Linked DNA regions of Mus musculus: region 1 is linked to region 2. The links are chromatin contacts, found by Hi-C or POLR2A ChIA-PET in ENCODE. All regions are on one chromosome and are shown on one strand. Each heading gives the region's core, a stretch centred on a gene start or an enhancer-like site at or near the end of the contact. The rest is flanking DNA. Distances are from core to core; before and after follow the strand shown. Region 1 overlaps Gm35837 (a long non-coding RNA gene). Region 2 overlaps Col18a1 (collagen, type XVIII, alpha 1).

Evidence for each region. Hi-C counts contacts between places; a loop is a spot of excess contacts on that map. ChIA-PET counts read pairs that join two places held with the same protein, here RNA polymerase II (POLR2A).
Region 1: a map of CH12.LX shows a loop between it and region 2 (2.2-fold over the local background). The contact joins two enhancer-like sites. A Hi-C loop is called at or near these places in 2 of 37 maps with a recorded cell type or tissue (CH12.LX and heart). POLR2A ChIA-PET finds 5 or more read pairs at or near these places in 1 of 5 experiments (Patski).

Annotation. Positions count from the first base shown.
Region 1 is chr10:77,219,768-77,222,875 of GRCm38, forward strand. The region is part of intron 1 of Gm35837 (a long non-coding RNA gene); the gene reads left to right. Among named protein-coding and RNA genes, the nearest start is that of Gm40704, 10 kb to the left of the region's middle. Within about 2 kb of position 1,489, at least 1 of the 3 ENCODE cell types and tissues checked has a DNase peak (open chromatin) inside an H3K27ac peak, as active enhancers do; it is heart, where a contact is called at or near this core.
Region 2 is chr10:77,129,071-77,132,056 of GRCm38, forward strand. The region is part of intron 2 of Col18a1 (collagen, type XVIII, alpha 1); the gene reads right to left. Among named protein-coding and RNA genes, the nearest start is that of Col18a1, 36 kb to the right of the region's middle. Within about 2 kb of position 1,566, at least 2 of the 3 ENCODE cell types and tissues checked have a DNase peak (open chromatin) inside an H3K27ac peak, as active enhancers do; they include heart, where a contact is called at or near this core.

The DNA of each region.
Region 1 (3,108 bases), core at 239-2,738, 91 kb after region 2:
AAATTCCTGGGCTTGCTGTTACGGGGCCTGCAAGAACCGATGGAGAAGACCGATAAAAACCGGACCAGCTGGAAGTGGAGTTGGGCATTCAAAGGCCAGGTTACAAGTTTGCTGATATAAGCCAGATGCAGTTGGCCACAGCGTGTGGACAGTCTGAGTTTTAACCAAAGTTGCCCTCTTGTCCCAGGCGTGAGAGATTTATTTTATTTTATTTTTATGTGTATAGGCATCTTGCCTGCATGCATATATATGCGCATCACGCACATGCCTGGTGCCATGGATTATTTGGAACCAGAGCTACAGACAGTTGTGAGCCACCAATTGGGTGCTGGGAATTGAACCTGGATCCTCTAGAAGAGCAGCCAGTGAGGCTTCCAACCGCTGACCCTTTTCTTCAGTCCATCTTAAAGGGTAGTTCTGGAGATTTTTCTCCCCTCTCCAGAGAGTGTCTACAGGGAAGGCTGGTGCTGATGCAGCCAGTGAGGCTGTGCCACAGGCAGGCCACCGTCCCTTGGCAATGCCCAGAATCCCACTAGATCCCCTAGGTCCCCTTGATCAAGCTTCTTCCCCAGCCTGGGGAGACACCAGAGAGCCCTCGGTGGAGGGCAGTGAATCACAAGTTAGCCCTTCCCTAGGTGCGCAGAGCAAAGCACCTGCCCTCTGCAGAGACGCCTGGCAGGATGAAGAACATTCATTCTCCGTGAACTATGTTCTCCTGTGCTGATACGATTCGATCAGAAAGAGAATCTATGTAGAAGGCTATGCCCAGGATACCACAGAGGAAGACATCTCAATAGTATAGACACTTTCACTTAGGAAAGTTGGCACACTTGTAAAATGTGGCATATCCAACAGAATAAGAATTTTTTTTTTAATTGTTTCAGCCACGAGTGGTGGCACACACATTTAATCCCAGCACTCGGGAGGCAGATGCTGGCGGATTTCTGAGTTCGGGGCCAGCCTGGTCTACAGAATGAGTTCCAGGACAGCCAGGGCTACACATACAGAGAAACCCTGTCTTGAAAAACAACAAAAAACAACAACAATAAAAAATTGTTTCTTTGAAGACAGGGTCTCATGTAGCCCAGGCTAGCCTCAAACTCCCTGAGTAGCTAAGGATGGCCTTGGATTTCTTAGCCTCCTTCCTCCACCTCTCAAGGGATGGGACTAAAAATCTTCAAGGATAACTAGGCAAGGCTTTCTTCCTTACAAGGAGAGCAGAAACATTCCCCTTCCTCTCTCTTTCTCTCCCCACACCCCCTCCCCATCCTGTGACCGGAACAGGTATGGAGGGTAGGACAGAGGGCCACCTGGTCCCACCTGTCAAGCCTCCGCACAACTCCAGTTCCTTCCCACGAAGCTTGTCTTACTTCTCAAAGGGAGCAGGCAAGGCTGTCTGACACCTCTGTTTGAAAGATGCCTGGCAGAAATGAGCGAGTGAGTGTGCAAACTCGAATGTACAGGAAAAGCACAGACAACCTCCCTCACCTCCCTCACGTTCCCCGTGAACTCCAGTCCATAGCGCCAGCGAATGGTGTTCTGAGTCAAAGGTTCCATTAGGGTGTCAGCTTCCACCCAGAGGAGGAAGTTCTGGACGACGTGTCTGTAAACTCAGATAAGATAGGGTTGGACAGGCTGCTCTGTGGACGAATGCCTGGAGATTGAACAGTGGCTGCTTGTGAAAACGCTTCCTTCCAAGGCTAATATTTTCAGAAAGGAAAAAATATATATAACAAAGGTTATGACTGTTACATTTTAAATCTTGACGAGGCCCTGTTTGATCATTAACCTGCTAAACAGGACCACACTACTGGTCACAAGTCATTAGACATTTGTCCAGCCCCACAGAGTGTGGGACAGGGGGCAAATCTGAAGGTATTCCACGGGGAATAACAGATCCATTAAGAAGAATAGATCCGTATCCGCTTGGTGCTGTGCCTTCTATGGATGGGTGGGATGATGAAATGGGTAATCATTGGCATGGAATGAGTTTCTATAAACCTGAAACTGCCCTTTAAAAGAAAACCTACTAACTTAAAAAAAAAAAAAAGGCAGAGAACTCCATCCACAGTCGCCTTCTTCAATAAACCTTACAGGTTTCTCCTTAAACAACGTCAGTCACCTTGAAGATTCCCATGCACAGTTTTGGGAGGGCTGGTGCTTCCGGTGTTCTCTGGGTGGCTGCTGTGTTTCTGGGTGCTACTGAGCATCACATAAGAAAGCATACAGGAGGCTTTCTTCTGAACAACCTGCTTCTCTTCGGTTGGCCATGGCAGTTGCTGTAAAGACCCCTTCTACAGCTCTTTACTTGAAAATTGCTTGCTTTGGGGCTGGAGAGATGGCTCAGTGGGTAAGAGCACTGACTGCTCTTCCAGAGGTCCTGAGTTCAAATCCCAGCAGCCACATGGTGGCTCACAACCATCTGTAATGGGATCTGATGCCCTCTTCTGGTGTGTCTGAAGATAGCTACAGTGTACTCACATAAATGAAATAAAAGAAGTCTTAAAAAGAAAAGAAAATTGCTTGCTTTAACCTGCACTTTTAAAAGAGGATATCCCTAATGATATTAACTTGAAAAAAATCCCATTATATTCTTATTGGATCTCATAGCAGCACAGATGTTCTCTAAGTCCTTTGTAGTTGTAACCAAAACAGTAGCCCGGCAGTGGTGGCACACACCTTTAATCCCAGCACTTGGGAGGCAGAGGCAGGCAGATTTCTGAGTTCGAGGCCAGCCTGGTCTACAGAATGAGTTCCAGGACAGCCAGGGCTACACAGAAAAAAACCTGTCTCAAAACAAAAACAAAAACAAACAAACAAAAAAGACCATAACAGTAAGGAAGAAAAGCCTGTCCAGTTTAAAGTCTGAAGTTCAAAACCACCCTCCTCACTGCTGCAGGTCACGGTGCTGATAAAAGCAACTTAAGGGGTGAAGAATTGATTTTGACTTATAGTCTGAGTTGATCTTGGAGAGAAAGTCACAGCAACAGGAGGCAGGTCAGCTGGTCTCATAACATCCATAGTTTAAAAGAAATGTAGTGAATGTACGTGTTCAACCTGCTTTCTCCATTTTATAGTCTAGAATCCCTGCCCAGTCGATTGTGCTGC
Region 2 (2,986 bases), core at 316-2,815:
CCCACAAGCCTGAGAGCTACTCGGACCTTAAGAGCCCACAGCATCTCCTCTAGAAGAAACCTGTACCCTCCCAGGGCTGCTGCCAAGGGCTGCCCATGTGGGATAGAAAAGAAACACTGGCTGGGCATGGTGGTGCACACCTTTAATCCCAGTACTCGGGAGGCATAGGCAGGCAGATTTCTGAGTTCAAGGCCAGCCTGCTCTACAGAGTGAGTTCCAGGACAGCCAGGGCTACACAGAGAAACCCTGTCTCAGAAAACAAAAACAAACAAAAGAAGGAAAGAAGGAAAGAAGGAAAGAAGGAAGGAAGGAAGGAAGGAAGGAAGGAAGGAAGGAAGGAAAGAAAGAAAGGGAGAAAGAGAGAAAGAAAGAAAGAAAGAAAGAAAGAAAGAAAGAAAGACACTACTCACTCAACAGAGGCTAGTGATGAAGAAGGAAAGAAAGAAAGAAAGAAAGAAAGAAAGAAAGAAAGAAAGAAAGAAAGAAAGAAAGAAAGAAAGAAAGAAAGAAAGACACTACTCACTCAACAGAGGCTAGTGATGCTCAGCCTGGATCTACATATCACCCTCCTCAGAGTTCCCTAGAGAAAGCCTGCTTAAAGATCAGGTGGAGAGACATGGAGAGAGGGAGAGAGAGAGAGAAAGAGGGGGGAGGGAGAGAGAGAGAGAATATGATGGCACTAACTCTTTGCTAGAAAGTGACCAACCACAGGAGGTCTGGGATCTGTGGTGAAGAATTCTGCCTTCATCAGGCAACAGCTGGTGGTGGAAATTCCCATGGCCAGAATGCGGGTGAAGGTCCTTGAGAATCTGCGCCCTGGGGGCCCATTTCTGTTTTTGCACAGCTGGAAGAAAGGCTAGCCTTCCCCCCAGAGTGAGGTGCCACGCTGTGCCCGGGCCCATGGCCAACAATCTATTCTCATTTCCTACCCTGCCATCAGATTCTTTGAAAAATTTGAGATGACTCCCAAGTCCAGTTGAGTATGTCACTGAGGTCACAGCAGCAGGGGATTGGGAGAGACAAAGGTCCCTAGCTTCTGTCAGCTCTGGACCCCAGCCTGATCCACTTCCTCCCAATGGCAGCTCAGAAACCCACCTGTGGCCCGCCAAGCCACACCTGGCAGCTGGCTTCCTGGCTCTTCCCCAGCTGTCTCACCAGGTGGCATGTGGTCAAGTAACACAATAAATTCTACCCAGAATCCATGGAATGCAATTAGGGAAGAGCAGAGATGCCAAAAAACCAAGCTGTGCGGCAGGACTGGACTACCCCCACCCCCACCCCCCATCTCCTGCAGCCTGGAAGCCAGGTGGCACCCCAGATCAGCTTCCCACCAACTCTGGGCTACTGATGACATGGGGAAAGAAACAGGTGAGTGGCCCAGGTTCTCACTCAAACGTTTCCCAGAGCCTTTCTCTGACTTTCACCCACACTGCAGAGGATACAGATTCATGCGGGCCATGATTCACTCGACAGGATTTAAAGCTGAGCTGCCAAGGTGAGTAACTGCTGAGATCCCTTCAAAGTCGGGCTCTGGCATCCTGGAGTGTGCCAGCCTCCGTGTGTCCACCAAGGCAGGCACTCCAGGGAAACACTCTGATTCTGCTAAAGCCTGGACTTGTCTGGCAGCCAAGACTGTCAGGACATGGTCTCAGACGAGGTGCTGGCCACCAGAGGGAGCCATAGATCCAGCTTCCTTAGCCACTAGAGGGAGCCATAGACCCAGTTTCCTTAGCCACTTGCAAGCAAGCTCTTCTAAGGAGCTCTTTGTGGTATGATACTGTATCAGGAAAGAAATTTATATACAGTAACTCTGAGCGAGAGAATAACTTCTCAGCCCACAATCGGCACATGGCACCTCTGTCCACACCTTTGCTCTTACTTACATTCGTGTGCACATGAGCGCACGCCCGCGCACACACAAACACACAAGAGGAGCCAATAGGCATAAATGGAGCCTGTCCCCTACGGTGCCCTGTTTTACAGAGGTGTCAGGCCACCCTTATGTGGGCAGCTCCAGTCCCACCAGCAGCCTCTAAGCCTCTTCTCTGTCTGCATCACTAGGTGCTTGCCTGGTCCTGCACCATACAGCTACAAACAGATGATAACGTATTATATACTGTCTCCTGGTGGGTAGCAAACACTTCCCTTTCGTGTAATGCAAACCCCATGAGTGGGGGTCCTGGGGTGAAGGGTGGGGAGCCCAGAAACTGGACAGCAAGGCACAGAACAGCGTGACTCTGCCCTATGTTCCACACTGGGAGTGGATTTTCCCTCTACACCAATGCTGGAGAAGAACCCAGGCCTCCCACCCACCCAACCAGGTAAATTTGCTCTGTCCGAGCCATAGCTATGTCATATGGGTCAGAAATGTCTTTTCCTCCGTGAGAACAATACCCAAGAGGCCTGCCATCCTCAGAAGCTATGGTTGCTGAGCCTTACAGCAGCAATTAATCTACAGGTGGATGTAAAAGACACTGCCGACCTCTTCACCCTGGAAGCCAGGGATACGAGGTAGCCTAACCCCTGGGGCTCTCTTAGGGAGAAGAGGAGTTCAACCTGAGGGACTCCCCGCCATGCTAGTCTTCAGAGCGGAGCCAAGGAATTACAGGGGTGAGTGAGCGGCTTCCAGAGTCTAGGAAAGCCAGAATGGTTTTCCCAGCAGGAACCTGCCTGTTACATTTCCTGACTACTGTAGCCAGTCGGACACATTTCCTGCTTCCAGCTGGGTACTTGTCTTAAGCCAAGGATTCTTGCTGGCTTATTAGAGCAGCTTCAGGAAGCCCAGTCTTACCTGTGGAGGTTCACAGCAACTTTGTAGCTTTGACCTATCTCTGGAATCCAGAGTTTCTGTGCATGCCTCAACCCCTCACTGCCCCCACCACCCCACCCCTGCCTGTCCCTGTGATCCTGCTGTCTTCTGAGGCCTCATCTGTAAGGTCTTCCTTGTGTGAGGCCCTCATAGATCTTAAATGAGATTTCAGTGTTT